Regions from separate parts of the Homo sapiens genome. Here region 1 is linked to region 2. Evidence: read pairs that join two places in POLR2A ChIA-PET (ENCODE). Cell type or tissue: MCF 10A. All regions are shown on one strand. Links, peaks and the distances in the headings refer to the core of each region. The heading gives the core; the rest is flanking DNA. Region 1 overlaps TEAD1 (TEA domain transcription factor 1). Region 2 overlaps TEAD1 (TEA domain transcription factor 1).

The links. ChIA-PET counts read pairs that join two places held together with the same protein. Peaks named below come from ENCODE experiments on the same cell type or tissue, not always from the same donor. Only the 100,000 strongest peaks of a DNase experiment are listed, where the experiment ranks them.
Region 1: POLR2A ChIA-PET joins it to region 2 with 5 read pairs; 7 of 35 experiments call an interaction of 5 or more read pairs at or near these places.

The regions. Positions count from the first base shown.
Region 1 is chr11:12,720,070-12,729,734 of GRCh38, reverse strand. The region is part of intron 2 of TEAD1 (TEA domain transcription factor 1); the gene reads right to left. Among named protein-coding and RNA genes, the nearest start is that of TEAD1, 50 kb to the right of the region's middle. RefSeq lists a silencer at 3,779-4,073. In MCF 10A, for the core only: no CTCF peak of the experiment used is centred there; a DNase peak (open chromatin) is centred at 5,194.
Region 2 is chr11:12,824,220-12,833,884 of GRCh38, reverse strand. All of the region lies in intron 3 of TEAD1 (TEA domain transcription factor 1), which reads right to left. LOC107984313 (a long non-coding RNA gene) reads left to right here. Exons shown (of 2, transcript XR_001748136.3): 1 at 1-6,078; 2 at 7,222-8,621. Among named protein-coding and RNA genes, the nearest start is that of TEAD1-AS1, 94 kb to the left of the region's middle. RefSeq lists an enhancer at 4,926-5,564. In MCF 10A, for the core only: no CTCF peak of the experiment used is centred there; a DNase peak (open chromatin) is centred at 5,374.

The DNA of each region.
Region 1 (9,665 bases), core at 3,763-6,262, 100 kb after region 2:
AGCAGACACAACTTTAATGCTAGCATCTCATGATTCTACACCATGGCCCAAGCACCATCTCCACAAGGTCCTTCATTCCTCTCTCTAGCTTTCTCCTGACCATTTATCATACCACACAATATAATGAATGGATTTTCTCCAGTTTATAAGGATGAGTCTTGATTTTTCACCATGATTACAAGTTTTAACAAGAGAACCTAGGTTTCCATCTTTCTCCACAATCCCTAGTGCACGCTGAGCACCTATTACAGACTTACTGATGATCTCACTGAACCCTAACAGACCCCTGCTACTTCAAGTGTAGTCCATAGACCAGCATGGCATTGCCTGGGACTTTCTTAGAAATGCAGATTCTTAGACACTGTCCCAGATCCACTGAATGAGAATCTGCATGCTTAACAAGATGTCCAGGATTCAGAAACACTAACAAGGTGATGCTGACGCTGCTGTTGCACAGACTACCCTCAAGCAGCAAGAGAGAGGCCTGGGGAATCTCGTCCACATGATCTGAAAGCCCAGAAAAGGGCCCTAGTCATTCACTCATTCACTTACTTATTCAGTTATCCACTCATTCAATAACTATATATGAAGTTCCTACATTGTGTGAGGTACTTTTCCAGGCACCAAGTCCTGTTCTAGCAGATGTCACTGAATGGCAAGGCTCCTCTAATATTAGAGAGAATCACTCATTACAGCTGCCTGCCCTCAGAATTCAGCTAAAAACAATGTAAGCACTTCTAAAGTCCAGCTCCTCCAGCTTTGCAGGTGTCAGGGCTGATACCTCTTCACAAAACATCCAAGAAACCACCCACACAATAGCCATGGTCCAATGGTTTGGGCACAACCCCTTTATATTTCTACAGGTGCTACATTCCAAAAAATGTTTTTTCTTATAAAGCATGGCAAGAATTCTACACTTAGGGAAGAAAAGAGGTTAAAGAAGGGCCTTATTTTTCCCTGGGGAGAGAAAAGACTAAAACCTCTTTCAGAGAGGTTTACATTTTTAAAATGTATTTATTTTATCAACCACAGGCTTGCAAGTCAAACATCTCCTCAAAGACATTTTGCAGACAGAGATATTCTGGAAACACACTGGAGGCAGCTTATTTATCTGCCGCTATTACAAGACTAGCCCGAAGGGATGAGTATCAGATGCTATCTCCCACTGAAATGACTGTCTGCCTGCCAACTCTATGCCAGGTCACAGCTACCTTATACCCCTCAGATACCCCCTGCTCAGTGCTGCCGAATTGTCTCTGCCCCACTGGTCCTCTGAGAGCCTTCCAACTAACCGGGGTCATTCTCTATCAGGGAGGGCTATCTGTGTGCTACACCTTTGAAGTACATAAACCAGCAATGAAAAGTGTAACTAATATACAGGTGCAACATTAATATCGAATGTTGCCACGGTGTTAGAGACCCCTGGGGACTGGCAGGATCCTATGCAAACTCAGATCCACAGTCTCACTGACCAAAAGAGAATCACAACAGAGTGCACTCCAGGCAGCTACAACTGTCCCTTAGCTCCCTCCTTTGCTGTCTTTAACTCAGTCATCCTTTAAATCACGTTTAGCAGTTAGGAACACTATTCAGGTCTCCCACAGTCCTCAGGCTCACCTCTACTACGGCTTGGTCACACTGCATTCTGTCTCATTCCCAACTGAGAGCACCTTGAGGGCAGGGGCTGTGTCCTGCCCATCATCATCCTACCAGCCCAGCAGATGCCTGACACACCCAGGTTTTCAGGAAACAGTGGTATAATGGCAATTCATTCAAGCATTTAATGAGTGTGGAGTTTCAGGAATACAATATGAAATACTTGAAGATTTAAAAAAAAAAAGATATGGATATTCCTTGTTGGCCTTTGGAGACTAAACAAAACAAGGAACAAGGACTATGAAAGCCTGGATACAAACTTGCATGTAAGGGTGAGGGAATTCCTAGAGTAGAGCAAGCCAAGTGCAACAGAAAAGGAATTTTCTTATCTACGGCATCTCACACAGATCCACTCCCACTCTGTAATTCATTCTGTGCTGAATGCATTTCCCACACTTCGACCTTCTATTTTATAACTGGCCAGGTTTCTTGTCTGTCTTTTGAACTATCGGTATACAGTACAGAGTATGGTATATATGGCCTTAATCCCAAATTTTTATTACAAAGAGAACCATGGATCACAATGGCTTCATACTTAATATTTTTAAAAAATGCTTTTCCTAGGCATTCTGACTTTATCCTCAGTCCCCACTGTGGGATGGGTGTTAGTTAAGGGGATGTCAGAAACAGGGCAGCAAGGTTCAGAGATGCGAAGCGCCTACCACAGACTATGCCCCAGGGCCCACAGGACCCGATTCACAGCTCTTCATTCTAAAACCCCCTCACTCCAACAATGGAGCTGCCTCTCCTGCGTCAGTCTCTCCATCCAGCATCCCCACCCACAGAACTATAATGTGAACCACAGTTGTCATTTTACAGTTTCTAGTAGACTCATTTTTTGTTGTTGTTTTTGTTTCTGTCGCCAGGCTGGAGTGCAATGGTGCCATCTCGGCTCACTGCAACCTCCGCCTCCCAGGTTCAAGCAATTCTCCTGCCTCAGCTTCCCAAGTAGCTGGGACTACAGGCGTGCACCACCACGTCCAGCTGATTTTTGTATTTTTAGTAGAGACGGGGTTTCACCATGTTGACCTGGCTGGTCTTGAACTCCTGACCTCAAGTGATCTGCCCGCCTCAGGCTCCCAAAGTGCTGGGATTACAGTTGTGAGCCACCACACCCAGCTGACTCATTCTCAGACATAAAAAGAAACAGGTGAAATTAATTTCAATAACTTATTAACTCAACACATCCAAAAATTATCCAACTTATAATCAATATAAACAAAATTATACATTTGTTTTTTGAAACAGAGTCTCACTCTGTCACCCAGGCTGTAATGCAGCGGAGCAATCTCAGCTCACTGTAGCCTCAACCTCCCCAGGCTCAGCCTCCCAAGTAGCTGGGACTACAGGCGCATGCCACCACGCCTGGTTAATTTTTGTATTTTTTGTAGAGATGAGGTTTCGCCATGTTGCCCCTGCTGGGCTCAAGCAATTGGCCAGCCTCAGCCTCCCAAAGAGCTGGAATTATAGACATGAGCCACCGTGCCCAGCCCAAAATTGTTCATGATGTGTTTTACTTTTTTTCCCCCCATACTAAGTCTTTGAAATTCAGTGGTCATTGTTTACTTATGACACATCCCAACCCAGATTAGCCACCTTCCTAGTGCTGAATAGCGCACAAGGTTGGTGACTCCCCCAGTGCACAGCACAGGCCTAGAGCAACCACTTCTTACATGCATTTAAGTCTCAGAGCCTAGTATCTGCGGTCTCCAAGCACATACAACCTTTTACCAACTTCAGTTGGATTTGAGAATTATGACGTCCCAATTCTCAGCCAACACAGCCTCTCCATTTTTAGAATGACATTCAGCAACATCCTTCAAGTCTCACCAGAGGTACCACTCTTTCAAGGAAACCTTCCCTAACTACCTTCTCCCACTCCAATAGTTATGTGCCCCACCTATGTGCCTCAAGCTACCCTGACTTCACTCATCACTGCCCTTACCATGCCATGCTCATTCCTGCTCAGCCGTGTCATCTGCTATTTTATGTTCCTTGAAGACAGGACTGTGCCTGTTTCATTCACAGCCTAAGCCTTATCTCCCAGCCCAAAACTGGCTCAATAAATATTTGTTGGACGCGTGGAAGGATGGTTGGGTAAATGAATGGAATTCTTCCCAACACAAAATCTCTCACTCTAGGCCATAGTTTCCTCATTTGTAAAATCTCCATGGTTCCTTCTGGCTCTGAAATTCAATAAAACCATGCACAGTGATTTGTGTTGCTTACACCCGGGTGACAGGACTGACTGGGACATATGCACTTAGCCTTCCTGTACAACCAGCTCGACCAGGCATCTGACACAGGAAGGAAAACTTCTTAGACCACAATCTTCAGGGTTTCTTTCTCAGACCACTGCAAACATTTTGCTTTTAAGTCTCCAGAAAGCATCCTGTGAATTTCCTGTTATTCTACTGAACTACAGAAATCTGTATATTCACTCACATATTTTTTAATTTTTTTTTTAACTGATACGTAATACTTTACGTATTTATGAGGTGCATGTGATATTTTGTTACATGCATGGAATATGTAATGATCAAGTCAGGGAATTTAAGGTATCCATCACACTGAGCATTTATCATTATTATGTGTTGGGAACAATTCAAGTCCTTTCTTTTAGTTACTTTGAAATACACAATACGTTGTTGTTAACCATAGTCACTCTAGTCCGCTGTCAAACTCTCACATGACTCTTGAAGAGAATTTATATATTTCTTATGCAGAAAAAGTTTCATTTTGTCCTTAATGAATGAATGTTATAAAGAAATTGTAAGGTCAGGTTTTAGACTCTAAAGTCCAAGGTTTTGTCCCCACTACCTTTCCACCGGCTAGCTGCTTGATCATGGACATTCCATTTAACCTCTGTGCACCTCGATTTCCTCATCCATAAAGTGGGGTAACAATATATCCAATTCAGAGTTGTTTTAATGCCAGAAAGCCTTACACACTGTAAAGGGCCAAACCAACTTTAGTTACTGTGTAAACTATTTCTTCTGAGGCATATCAACAGAGTGACAACACAGCCACCACCAAGCCCAGGCCTGGGGAACTCAAGCAAAGGCCAGAGGAATCCCATGTGTACTCCCAGGCTAAAATCAACCAGGCCCCAGAATCCACAGCCTCATAAAGCAAAGCCCCAGGGCACTGCCCAGGATCAAGGTTAGGGAGCAGCCCCGGAAGCACAGGCCTCGCCAGGTGAACCAGGCACCTGGCCTGGCAGGTGGGGAAGGCTGCCTACTGGAGCACAAAAGACCAGTACAAAGGAGCCAGCCTTCCAAGGAAAGGAGGGGCGAGGAGGAGAGGGCAGGGAGAGGATGGGAATTCCCATCCCAGAGTAGGGCCCCCACTGAGCAGGAGGTTCTGCCCTCAAGACAGGCCAGGGAGCCGGAGAAACAGCCTCACTGGCCTGTTCTTTCCCCTGCAGTGTTTCAAAGGCACCTGAACTTTCCCAAAGGGGTTCTGTCCATTTCAAACAGGAACTAGGCTTGCGTGTGCACGCGCATTTTATGATTTCAGAAGAAAGCACTCGCATTCAGAGGATGAGTCATCAGCACTCCTTGTCAATTTGCCAGCGGCCTGCCCCTCTTCATTACAAACATAAAGATAAAAGCTCTTGCACTACATTAGCTGGCATACGCCTCCACAGACAGTACAAATAAATTAATTGTGCCTCATCTCAAACAGCCCGAGAGGTGTGCGGGAAGGGAAAATGTGATCCATCTTGTTTCATTAACAAATTAAATTGAAATCGAGCCTCGATCATTCTACTTTATGTACATAGACCCAGTTATTCTGCCAATATCGGATTCTCCTACTATGCGCATAGTGGGGCAGCATTACGGAGAGCCCACGAGCTCAATAAACTACGTGCACACCCAAGAGAGTGTGTGTCTTTCTCAGTGTTTGTTGCGGAGGGGACAGTGTGGCCTCAGGGGCCACTGGAAGGCTAGACTTGGGCTTGGCATCACCATGAAGGAGCCTGGGGAATAAGAATCATCTATCAAATGCTGAGCACCACTGCAAAGGGGAATGTGTTTCAATCATTTACCCCAGGCAAATAAACAAACCAGTTCAGTGGCCATGGTATGTATAGGAGAGTAAAAGAGTTTGTCATCAAGCGAACTCTGTCATACTGAGGATGGCGAGCATTCCAGAAAGAACAAACTTATTCAAGACCAACTTGAAAAACAAGTTGGGCTCCCTTGCACCACAAGCCAAGATTACACCCTCAAACACACCTTTCTAAGATTTCGTGGGAGACGTTTGCTTTTGCAAAGCAGTTACAGGCAATGTGTTACAATACTGTGATTTTCTTTATCCTCACTCTGTACTACATAATTTAGGCAACCTACATTTTATAAGTTGAAGGAGCATGACTAAAAGCTGATCCTTTTATGTTTTATCTCCAAAAAGACAACAACAGGGCTTACAGGGGAGGAGGGAAACAGGAAATGGGGGGATGGTAGAGGGAAAGAACAAAGGAGAATCTAAGGAGAAGAGGAAAAGCCCCGCTACTCTCCAAATACCGCCCTATTAACTTATGACCTATAAGGAAGTTAAAATCACGAACAGTTAATCCAACCACAAAATATGTCCAAAGTATTTATTTTACAGATGAATTCTGGGTTTGGTTTTTGTTAGTTTGGTTTGTTTTTTCGCTGTAAAATTCAAGAGTCTGAAAAGCTCTACACAGAAAATCTGACCTCAACCACAGCTAGGTCCTGACTGTAAGAAAACAAAAATACTAAGTAAAATCTCAAAACATAGTAAGTAAAGCCATACTCAACCTTGTCATAATCCAAGAAATATCAATTAAACGATGTGCACCATTGAGCCAAACTTTTGTAAAAATTATACTATCTAGTGCAAGCCAAGATGCTGAAATTGGTACCTTCACGCACTGCTGGTGGCATCATAAACTGGTACAACCCTTTTGGAAAGCAATTTAGCAATATCCATTGAGAGCCAAAAAAATAATTGTGCCCTTTAACCCAGAAATCCTGCTCCTGGGAATTCACCCTAAGGAAAAAATCCACAATAAGCACAAGGCCATATCCCAAAGTATTACTTATAATAGCACAGAACTACAGAAAAAAAAAAATCTAGATGTCCAACAGTAGATGAATGGTTAAGTAAATTCAGCCTGTGGGATGATAGATTGTAAGATCATTAAAAATCATCTTGAAGACTACATAACCATTTGGAAAGCATTTACTTAAGGTTTACTGAAAAGAGCAGAATACAAAATTGAGCCTACATATGATTACAGATACAGAGAAACATGCCTGCATACAGACAAGGGCTAAAAGTTAAAATGAAAACAGTTGTGTTAGGGTACTGAGCTAGTTCTGGATGAATTTTTTCCCTCTTTTGTTTGACTGTCTTTTTTGCGGTTATAGTGTATTTTTGTGAAAAAAAAAAAAAAAGAAAGAGAGAGAAATCACAGGGTATATATGCAGCGACTCAACTCACATTCAAATAATCCATCAGGAATTTGGGAAACCAATTTGTATGTTATTTTTTAGCATGGACCAAAACCTAGCCCTAGAGTCTCTATCCTATACTCTGCCTGGGTCTTTCCAACCATATCTCTCAGCATTACCCACCTAGCAAGGCAGGCTGATGAGGAAAGGGATGTTACCGGATGACCTATTCAAGGCTGCCTGCATGAGGTTTCTTGAGGAACAGCGAGTGTAGAAGCACCTGGCTCAGTGCATGGTGTGCACTCAGGAAGGAGTCTTCCCCTCTTGCGTTCTTCTTCCCTCCCCTGTAGGAACAGCATCCATTTACTGAGGAGATGACCAGGTTTAGGAGATGTGGAGACAGGATGAGATCCCAGATCTGTTCTGTTCAAAAGTCCTGGCCCATCTTGTCACTGTAGCTTCGAATTTCAGAGCCCCTCCACTCCCTGGGAAATAGTTTCCTCCTTAAACTGAAGAGGTTAAACATTCTTCCAGCCTGGTGTGAATATGACACTGTTTCATCCATGTGTGGTTCACAGACCACCTGCAACCAATTCACCTGCACTGCAGGCTAAAAGCTCAGACAACTGGCACCAACCCAGACCCAGTGAATCAGAATATTTAGGAGTGAGGCACCTGAATCTGAATTTAACCAGCCTCCCAGGCAACTCTTACGCACAGGGATGTTTGAGAAGCACTGATCTAAGAATCATGCAAACATCTGCCAAACACTCAAACTCATACGTCCACTGTCCTATCAACAGGAAAACCTGCTGGACAGTGGGGCGGGGGGCTTGAGGAGTGGGTATATTTAGAAGCTTGTACTTGCTCAAATGAGTATTTAACCCTAAAGAGTTAGGATGTTCAAAAGGGAAGAACACAAGAGAGTGATCTATATTTTCCAGACTTTTTTTTTCTGTTGAAATAATTCCTGGGCTAACAGACGTTATCCAATTTCACATGTCCATGCTTAGCATAATGCTGGGAACATAATGTGTATTTAGAACTGTTCGTTGAAATAATGGGTGAATGAATGAATGAGTGAGCTGACAGAGAGTATCTACATCCAACTATATACAGCATTTATTTTCTTTGTTTGCTTATTAACCTGCCCCTTCTCTCCTCCCCACTATAGTGTCAGCTCCAGGATGCTGGGGATAGGGGTGTGTGCAGATCATCCTTCTTACTCCACAAAGTAACCCCAGCTGCTAGAACAGGGACTGGAGATACTGTGCCCTCATACACAGTGGTTGCATAAATGAACAGTAGGCACTCGCAAGAGCCAGAAAAAATGTGGTGCTCCTGAACCTGGTCATCTCATTAGTAAATGGATGCTGTTCCTACAGGGGAGGGAACAAGAACGCAAGAAGGGAAGCTTTCTTCCTGCACCTGCACTGAGCCAGGTGCTTCTACACTCACTCGTCCTCAAGGAAACCTCACAACTACACTGCATGGGAGACTAGTAACTAGCAACGATTAAATGGTTTGTCCAATACACCAGGCAGTAAGTGAGAGTCTGGACTCAGAACCACATTCTTCTGTCTAACTAAACACAGGGTAGTCAAACATGAAAAATAAAAGAATACAAGAAAGTATAACCCATAAAGAATACAAGGTCCAAAGGAAATCCAAGGTACACACAAGACTGAAGGTGCTGGATGAGTTAACTTCTGAGAAGTTGCCCAGAGGAAGTGTCGGGGCTGACCTCAGACAAGTCATGGTCAGAGAGTCACATTTTCTGAGGACTGTCCCTTTAGCCTGGGAATGCTGGGAGAGGGTCTTGGCTTGGCACCTTGGGGCCCATATCTGTTCCTTAAAGCAATAATGGCAGTGCTGATGCCATTCTTCAAATTATCAGCAGCAACAAACACTTCAGAAGCAAATGGGCTTTAAACTCAGACCACTTACAGAGCTCTGCTGGTTACAATTATTGGGCACCTTCCATAGCACCTCAATCTAGTCAAGAGTTGATTTTGAAATGAAATTGGCTTGGATTCAAATCCTGCCTTCACCATTTTCTGACAATGAGACCTTCACCTTCCAAGCCTCAGTTTCCTTATTTATACAGGGGAGTAATAATGCTCACCTCATAGAGTTGTTCTGATAATTAAATAATACATTTAAAGTACTCACCAGGGGCCTGGCATACAGTAAAGTTGCAGTAAATGATATCTGTTGCAGCAGTTACTATAAGCATTGTAGAATTTGATCTGAACACCAGAATTTTCCCCAAATCACAAGCATGCAGACTATCTATGTATCTATATGTTCTGCATTCTCTACTAATTTCTTCCCAGTCCACATAAAAACACTTAATGTATTAACACATGACCTTAACTGTTATTTTTAATAGTCAGAGTAAGTGCCTATTCCTCTCTCTAGAGATCTAACTTTTTAATGATTTCCACATTAGATTTAACATTAAATTCAAATTGATCCATAAAGTAGTCTAATTGGAAATTAAATATGCCATAGACATTATTCCTGACTTAATTAGCAGAGCAACATTATATAATGAGAGATGCCCCTCACTACCAGGAGAGA
Region 2 (9,665 bases), core at 3,900-6,399:
AGGGGGCAGCTAATTTGGTTTGAGAAATTCGGGAGGCACCTATGGGATTCTTGAAGAATGAGTGGGAATCTATAAAATGACTAATTAAAGAAAGAGCATACTAAGTACAAAAAAGGGACAAAATGGTACCATAACTTGGAAATATTAATTCTGTGTGACCAAATGGGAAGGAAGAATAAATGGTGGAGGCAGTTTGTGAAAATTGTTATATATGAAAACTTTATCCTGTAGGAAAAAAGGAACCAACGCTTTTTTTTTTAGTAGCATGGCAACAGGAGTAAATGTAACTAACGTTCTGGCTCTCTCAGCAAGCAGGAGGTAATGCAAATTCCACATTTTCAGATTTTACATGCCCAGTCTATTGGGTCACTAATGATGAATGTCAAAAGAAAAACAAAGCTACTTATAGTTCTCCTTTTTCATTATCTTAGTTCAGGTACAGCACTCTTCTGCTTTGCATATATTAGATTCATGTTGTACCCTGCATTAAAATATTCAGCACAAGGAGGCCAAAGAGAAGGCAGACCTGCATTTCAGCACATCTCTGCAGGCTGCAATGCAATGTTCATAATTAAGATGATCTGAATTCCCCCCAAATCTTCTTTTTTCAACTCATTGATAAAGTCTTGATTAAAAATATAGACATTTTGTCATCCTTACTACATTTATCTCACCTCAAAACTCTCCTGACTTGGTGAAAGAAAATGCTGCCTTCTCTGTCTGGTCAATTATTGCATGGACACAAGGGACCAATTAATGCCATCCATAAAAGCCTGAATCATTCTGTCAATTAACAAGAACTAACTATGTCATCAGATATATTACTGGTGAGCAAGTCTATTTGGTTGCAATATGTCTTGAAGGAGAGCAGTATCAAATGAATCACAATTGACTTGGACAACTGCTAGCATAATTTCGGAAGATGAAAAGACAGATGTGGTAGTTATTAGTGGTCCCCTGAGGAATTACAGCCAAGCAATTGTAATGTGCTAAGACTGCACTAGCAGGTGCCTGCAGTACAAATCAGACAGAGGGTTAAATCAATATTTTCAATTTCTTAGGATCAATCTGGTGTTTGAACGAGATGGAAACTTGTTAGCAATTGGCAGGATGTGTAAATGAAAAGTCAAACTTCTTCTTATTTGTTAAAAAGGAATGAGTGTTCTGCATCATGCCCTTGGCACAAGGTAATGCTTTCATGATCCAGTAGCTGGGGCATTCACTGAGAATCAAATGGTTCTTAAATTTTAATAGAGTGCAAAAGGTTAGCTTCATAGAGGTTGAACATTCAAGATCTTTAAAAATGACTGAAGTGTCAATAGGAAAGTTTTGAGCTGTGACAACAGTATAGTTATTAATGATTAGTGCAAGAAGCAGAAGGAAACCTTAAACTTAATGGAAAGAGGAGAAAAATAAGGTCTTACCAAGAATGTATAGATTAAATTTGGTCTTGGGAACATTATGCCTTTTCTCACTTTGCTAAGAAACAGTTTAGCTTTGAGGACAATTTATCAAAAACTTGGATTTTTCCCCCTAGTCTTCTATGCCGTATTTATAACCCTTGTTGAATGCTTGGATTAACTGAACAACCGTCTCTGACAATGTTTGATCTCATTTTTTGTTAGTTTGCTTGCTTTCAATTTAGGGATAAACAATCCTTCATAGGCCCCCAAATTATGAAGATACAAATGAACAGAGCTTAGAAGCTTAGAATTGTAAACAAAAAACCTGTAACCTAATATATTTTGTGTGTACATAGTAATCATTTTAATCACCATGAGGGTTGGGGGTGGGGGGACAGTGTGGTTTATTGGGAGTCAGAGACGTGGTGTGAATCTGAGGTCTGCCACTTACTCACCATGGCACTAGGATCAGTTCCACAGTGCTAAGAAACTTGCCGGGGGGCAGCTTTCCTACCTCTTAATACCTGTTGAGAGCAGTAAATCTCCTGCCTGGCATATCAATTAAAAGTGCAAATATCTGCATCTTACATGCTATTTAAAAACAAGTGGCATATTTCAATAAGTAAAAAATAAGTAAATGTATTATTGTGCAATATAAATATTATAGGCAAACTGAGACTCTACATTTTTTTTTTTTTTTTGAGACAGCGTCTCACTCTGTCACCAGGCTAGAGTACAGCAGCATGATGATCTCGGCTTGTTGCAACCTCTGCCACCCAGGCTCAAGTAATCCTCCCACCTCAGCCTCCTGAGTAGCTGGGACTACAGGCACACGTCACCACACTTGGCTAATTTTTAAAATTGTTTGTAGAGATAAGGTCTCACTATATCAGCCAGGTGGAATATTTTCCTTTGGTAAAACAAACAAACAAAAAACACAACAACAACAACAAAAACACCTCTAGAACCCTATTTTTAAAAACCATTTCAAACAATAATTTCTTGACTATACAAGAGCAAGATTTTTAAGACACAAAGACAATAAGGCAGAGCATCTGCCCTCAAGGAGTTTGGGGGGAATATGTACTCCTCAATTAATGGCAAACAAGGCAGATCTAAGATCAGCTCAGGGCACTGGGGGAATTCAGGGAAAGAAGAAAGCCCTCAGCTGGCAGAGGGGGCAGGAGAAGGACAAGCTCTATAGGAAAGAATTCATGGAAGAAACAAAATTTGAGATGGGCTCTGAAGAAGGGTAAGATTTAGACAGGGCTGGGGAGAGTTAGAAGGAAGAAAACCAGACAAGGAAGGCTTCCTGGAGGAGGAACCATGGAGTGGTGAAATGGGAACCAAAGAAGGAAGAAAGTAAGAAATTTCAGGCAGAGAGAGCTTCGTCTGCCAAAGCAGTTGCTTCAGTGGAACTGAACGGCTGGAACTAGCCTCCACAAGAGCAGAGAACAAGAGAGAAGGAGGGTCATGGGCTCACCATCACCAGCACTGAGGTCCTGCGGCAGATGAAGGGCAGGAGGAAGAAGGGCCTGTCCGTAAACCCAGCCAGAGGGAGGATAGAAAAGGGAAGAGAATCAGCGGATGGGGGCAGAGATGGGTGTCTCCCTCTCCCTACACCTTTTGCTTGTTTTTTCCCTTTAAAAAACTGGCTCGTTTTTCCCTTTAAATAGGAATTACAATGTGAATGTGCATGTGCATGTGCATGTGCGTGTGCGTGCATGTGTGTGTGTGTGATTGCAAATATAACTGACACAAAATATAATTTATATATAATTAGTGTATATACATATATTTATACATATTATATACACGTTAACCAGGCTAACAGATTTTTTTAAAGGATGAGCACGTTCTAGATTTTGTTTATTAAGACCACGTGAGCAGCAGGCACTCAAGAACAAAGGGGCTGGGCTGTGTCGTGTGGGGAGGCTGCAGTCTCCCAGACAAGAGGAGGTCCTGAGAGCCTGGGCACCACTCCCTGCCTGCTTCTAAAAAGGAGGGTCTCTGCAGCCAGATGTAACATGAAGCTACCCTTCAGGAGCTGGTAGGAGAGGCCAAGACTCAAGCTGCCTAAAGAGGTAGCCAGGTTTGGGTTGAGTCTTCCTTAAGGCCTAGGACTCCTTAAGTCTTCCTACTTCTGGGCCCCTTGCTCATCACAACACTGTCCACTGGGATGCCCCCCACTGCCAGCCTTTGTGGATCTTCGTAGGTCAGGTATCCTCTGACCTCACCTGCCAGGTGAGGCATGGTCTTGCCCACTCCCCAAGATGCTGTCTTCCTTTGTTTATTTGGTCTTTGAAACCTCAATCACCTCATGGCTCTCTGAATTCTCTCCTCTTAGCAAGGCTAAGCTCCTCTATTTCCCAATGGCTCGGGGGCTTTCCCACAGCCCCAGGGGTCCTTTGTCTGATGCCCTTCTGGCCTCTGTGTCCATGCACCTGTTCTCCCTCTATCTCTCCACTCCCAAGGCCCAGCTCAGGAAAATCACCTCATCAAACCTCTCTGACCTTCTCAGAAATGTCCCTGCCCTGCTCTATGGACAGCTATGAACTCCTACCCTACCCAACCCATACATGTAAATGTCTTGTGCTGGGTGTTATGGAGAAATAAAGATGGCCTCAACAGCCCCTTGATGCCAACACCCAGGTATTCCTGTCTCAAGAATTATACAAGAGTAAAGCACCAGATACAGTCTTCAGGATACAGCAACTGCTCAATTGCTCAATCTTATAAACACCTGACTGAGTTCACTGGGCCTACTCTCTACAACTGGACAGTAAAAGGCTAGCAGAAGCACACACCATGTATTCCTGCTTCTCCACCTTTCATGCTAACAGTGGAGAGCTCAATAAATACATGGATAAAGGAAGAAAAATGTTTAGCCAGAGGATCAGTATGAGCATTATCAATGTTCCAAGTCAGCAAGAATAAAAAACAAATTCAAGGTCCTTTCCTTCAGTTTGGATTTTACTTCTAAAGGCAAACATTAGGGTAAGCAATGTTTTCTGCATTAGTCTCAGTTGACACTAACTGGTCAGGAGAAACCAGTTGCTCCGAGGCATACTTCAGGGTCCTGGGTGAGCATGGGATATGTCAAGGCCACCTGGGTTGGGAGAGTTTAAGGGATGCTTACACAGAGGGAGGGAGACGTTTGGTAGGCAAGGTCATTTGTTCATTCATTCTCTCACGTATGTTTTGAACAATTGCCTTGGGCCAGCCACCACGGAAAGCTCTGAGAATTCAATGGTATGGTAAATATGAGTCTCTGTCATGCACCTTCTTTAGGGTCTACTGGGTCAAAATCCGCTGGATAAAAATCCTGCCTGCTGCACTTCCGTCTTGGGGAGTTTCTCTGGATCAGAGCCTCTGCTTCCACCACCACTACCTCAATCAGCAATAACAAACCGATGGCTCTTAAGGGCGAGGGGGCTAAAACCACAGAAAAGGAGATGGAAAGAGGAAGCAGGAAATTTTCTTTCCGATATTTAAAAATCCTCACAAAACAGTGAATCTATGCTTCATAAACATTATCATCTGCAGAAATATACACAACAGAATTTAACTAATTTATTTAAACTCCAACTTGTCCCCAAAACAGGCAGGTTTCAAGAAATACGGGGTAAAAAAAAAAAAAATTCAGGACAAAAGAGTCAGGAGTAAGGCTATACAGAAAAAAAAAAAAATGCAAATCAATAAGAAACAAGGACTCCATGCTGACGCCAGTTAAGGAAAAGTGAGTTAGGAAACCATTCGCTTAGATTTTTTGGTTAATAGGTACCATTTAAAAAAAAAAAAAATCACTCAGTTAAAAAAAAAAAAAACCCACACTCCCAAGGGCTATGCATATTGCCTGACTTCAGTTTTGTGAAAACAAAAGCTGTATCTTTAAGAAATTCAACTCAAACATCAGCTTTTGAAACCAAGGTTCAGCAAACAAGAGCCAATAAAAATGCTGTAACTTGAAACCAACCCACACAGCACAAAAAGAAAGGAGAGAGGTCTGCCCGGGTCGCCCTCAACACACCCTTCTAACTTGGTTCTAGAACAGCAGTGCCCAGTTTGCAAGACAAGAAGCTAATTGACTCGAATGTCTGCTGCATAAGCTATAAAATAAGTACATAAAGAACAATATGAACATACAGCGCCATCAGTTACATAAAAAGGCCTGACTGTCCGACGCCACACTGTGCACCGAACAAGCACAGCAATTGTTTCAGCGGGCTGCACGGAGGAAGAATGAATAATTAGCGTCCTTGTGAATCAAGTCTCCACCAGGAAGAGAGCTCCATCCTGCAGCAGTGGCACGGCAGCACCCTCAGCCCGCCAGAGTCAAGCTGGGGTTTTTAAACGTCTTTATTGACAATCAGGATGCAGGCAAACATATTCTTCAGCCAAGTAAACCGACAACTAGCTCCACTGTGGTCACTGCTCATTGGCTGGAACACCCGCTTCTTGTCTAAAGTCTCACCAACTGCTACTTTCCATTACCAGGAAATGTCATTTTCCCTCACTTGTTTATTTTTGCATTGGCTAGGAATACAACAACTTCTGCTAAAGGTGGAGGGGCTGTGACAAAAGCATCCATTTGAGCTGTCCTGGCACAACAGGCACAACACAAGAAGTCCCTAAACGTTTCTTTCCAGAGAGTATGAGTAGAGGGAAGCAAGGAGTAAGTATCTTTGATTCTAGGATTTTTCTCCTTCTCCCATATCACCAGTGTCAAAAGATGTCTCACTTCCTCCTGCAAATGTGATAATAGGAGAGCAGGATGTGTGGACTGTCACTAGGACAAAAACCCACTGAAAAACCACTGGAAGTGTCTGATGCGTTTGACAGTCTGCAAAACAGGCAACATAAAGCAAAGGAATGACCATAGGACCTAGAATCAGTAGATGGGATTCAAATGTCTGCTGTCTCTCAAGAGCTGTATCATTTTTAGCAAGTCATTAACTTATCTGGGTCTTACTTTTCCTACTTGTAAAATAGGGATACTAAGTGTTCTCATCCACACCAACACACCCACCCCAAGCCTAGGGTTGTTGACAGAATGAAATGAGATTATACACAGGAACTTCCTTTGATATGAATATGATTCTATAACTTCATCTATTTGAAAACTCAGAAAATGCTGGGCACAATCCCAGTATCTCATGAATATTTACTATTTGCTTAGCACTGAGAAAGCCCCTAGGAGATGCAGAGAATTAAAAGGTACAGTTCCTGACTATGAAGAACTCATGGACTAGTAAAGTCAGGATATGTAAGTTCAGGGCTAACAAAAACTCAGGCATAGTCCACTGCTGATAATTACTCTCAATGCTTTTCCCTCATCTCACTTAATTCTTCACTACTCAGGAAAATCCACTGAGTTCTATCCAGAAGGCTTACAGCCCTAAAAACAATAACAACAGAATTGATAAGTGGCATCTCTCCAGCACCCAGAGGTATTCTTGGAGACAGAGAGTTGAGAGGAATTCCCTATTGCCCTTGAGTTACTCTATGAATTCAAACCATGGGAGTACAAGAGCCCCAAAGGAAATCATGTCTGAAGTGACAAGAAGAATTTGCTGCCAATCTTTCAATTAAAACTTTTTTAAGATAAGACTCTACATGCAATGCCTAGGAAAACCTAGTTCAGGAACCTCTAGAGTCTGAGCCCTAAGCTCACAGGTCTGAAATCCAAACTGTAATATTACTTAATAATGGGTTCCTATATGCTAGGTACAAAGCACTAAACATTTACACACATTTTTTCATTTGATGCTCAAAGCAACACTAAGAGAAAAGGAATTTTCTTATCTCTATTTTGCAGATGAAGTGAAGGATTTGATGGAGTTAAGTAACTGACCCAAGGTTTGCAAAACCGGTAAGAGGTGAACCATGATTTGAACCCAAACAGGTTGATTTCAAATCCCATGCTAATTTATCACACCGTGATTGTTATATTACTCTCACTTATGTCTATTTCCCACTCTGCTGTTCATTTCTGGAAAATTACTTAGTCACACTGTTTTATTTGCAGGACAAAAACCACTATGGATTCCCCACTATGGAGGACCCAGAGTTGACAGGGAAAGTGTAATCCAAGGTACAAAGTCCCACAACTTTATGTACTTCTCCAAGGAACTATTTTCTCCTGAAAGGTTTGGTGAGTTCGAAGATGTGACAGAGACCTACAAGAGCCCAGAAAGTGGTAATATTTTTGAGTGGTAAGTAAAAATATGTTCAACCTAACTAGGAACAAGAGAATATAGTTAAATAATGTGCTCACTTTTCACCCATTTTCACCCACTGAATGAGCTAGCAAACCTTCTCGAAAAGTAATTTGACATGCTGTGCTTCCAGTTTAATATCTAAGAACTCTTTGCCTAACTCAAGGTCATGAAGACTTTTTATTATGTTGTGCTAAAAGATTTAGCTTAACCTTCTACACTTTAGCCTAGGATCCATTTTGAGTTAAATTCTATGTACCGTGTGCGGTAAGAATTTAAATTTACCTTTTTTGCATGTGGATATCCAATTGTCCTAGCACTATTCATTGAAAAGACTATTGAATTGAATTGCTTTTGAATTGCTTTGGTACCTCTGTAGAGAAATCAATTGACAATAATGTAATGGTTTATTTCTAGACTCTCAATTCTGTACCATTATCTATGCTTACACCACTGTCTATCCTTACACCAGTAACACACTGATTTGAATAGTATAGCTTTGTAGTAAGTTTTGAAACTAAGAAATATAAGACCCCTAATCTTTTTTTCTTCCCTTTCCGAATTGTTTTGTTTATTCTAGGTCATCTACATTTCTATACTGTTAGAAACAGCTTGACAATTTTTTTTAAAAAGATGCATACTAAAATTGTATAAGGATTGCACTGAATCTACAAATCATTTTAGGAAGATTTAACAATATTGAGTCTTCCAATCCATGAACATGGGATAACTCTCATTTAGCAATAAACTAGTCTTGCACTGATTTTATTAAATTTATTCCTCAGAATTGTGTTCATAATGTGGGTTTCAGATTGCTTGGTGCTAGTATGTAAAAATACAATTGATTTTTGTATACTAATCTTTTATCCTGTAAGGTTGCTGAACTCATTAGTCGGTTCGTACTTTGGGGGAATCGGGATTGGGCATGTGTTCCTTTAGGTTTTCTAGTACAGGCTCAATTCATCTGAAAATAAAGAGAGTTTTCTTTCTTTCTTCCCAATCCGGATGCCTTTGATTTCTGAACCTGCAGTACAATTTTAAATATAAGTAGCAAAAGTGGACATCTCTGCCTGGCTTCAGATCTTAACAGGAAGCCACATTAATAAAGTGCATGAAGAAGCAGTCCACCCAAGCTATTATCTTTCTTGAAGACTTTACGAAACAGAACTGGCTAAATATTTTCTTATACTGATGAACCATGATCACATACAAATAAAAAACGTACTTAGAAACTTTAAAAAATGAGTGTGTGTTTTAAATTAAGAACAGAATCAAAAATGTCATCTAATAGATGAAAGATAAAATTACTCATAACAAATATATGAAAAAACAGCACCATCTCATGTAATGAATGCTCGAAGTAGAGAGAAGGAAACAGAAGGGAGGGCAAACAAGGGCAGCAACAGTCCGGGAGAGACTGCAATCACTGCCAGCTTCCGAACAGGCTCCAGGTCAGCACGGTTCTGCCAGGCCAGGAGCCCGGCCCCATCAACCCTCTCTACCTTCTACTCACCCCAGAGTTCAGGACTGGGAGGAACTGGCAGGAATGGGGCTCTAGCAATCTGGCCCCAACCCTCACCCCCATCACCCAGCTAGGAGTAAACTGGTAATGGCCTGGAAGACAAGGAGCCTCCAGTGGGAGCTCTCACTCAGCAATTTTCACACAACAGTCTCTTATCTTAACAAAGCAGCCGGACTTCTTTTTGAAAACTTGGTTCCCGGATGGAAACAATCGGGCAGTATCCAACATTGTTTGAAAGAACACACTGGTTCCAAAGACCTTGTTTTCTCTGAAAGGTGAAAGTTTAGATTCCCCAGCAAGAGGCATAGCTGGGTGTTCAGAATTTGACTGCTGGAGGAAACTGCCAGCTCTGAGGCACCCTCTCTCTCTATCCTATACACAACTTCCAGCCTGGAGCACAGCACCTGCCTAGAATAACTACTGCGTACACACTTAGGCAAGTCTGCAGACAACGGCTGAATATTTACTGTATGCAGAGCCCAGTGTCCAGTGTAGTTATTTTTAATTTCATATATTCCATTA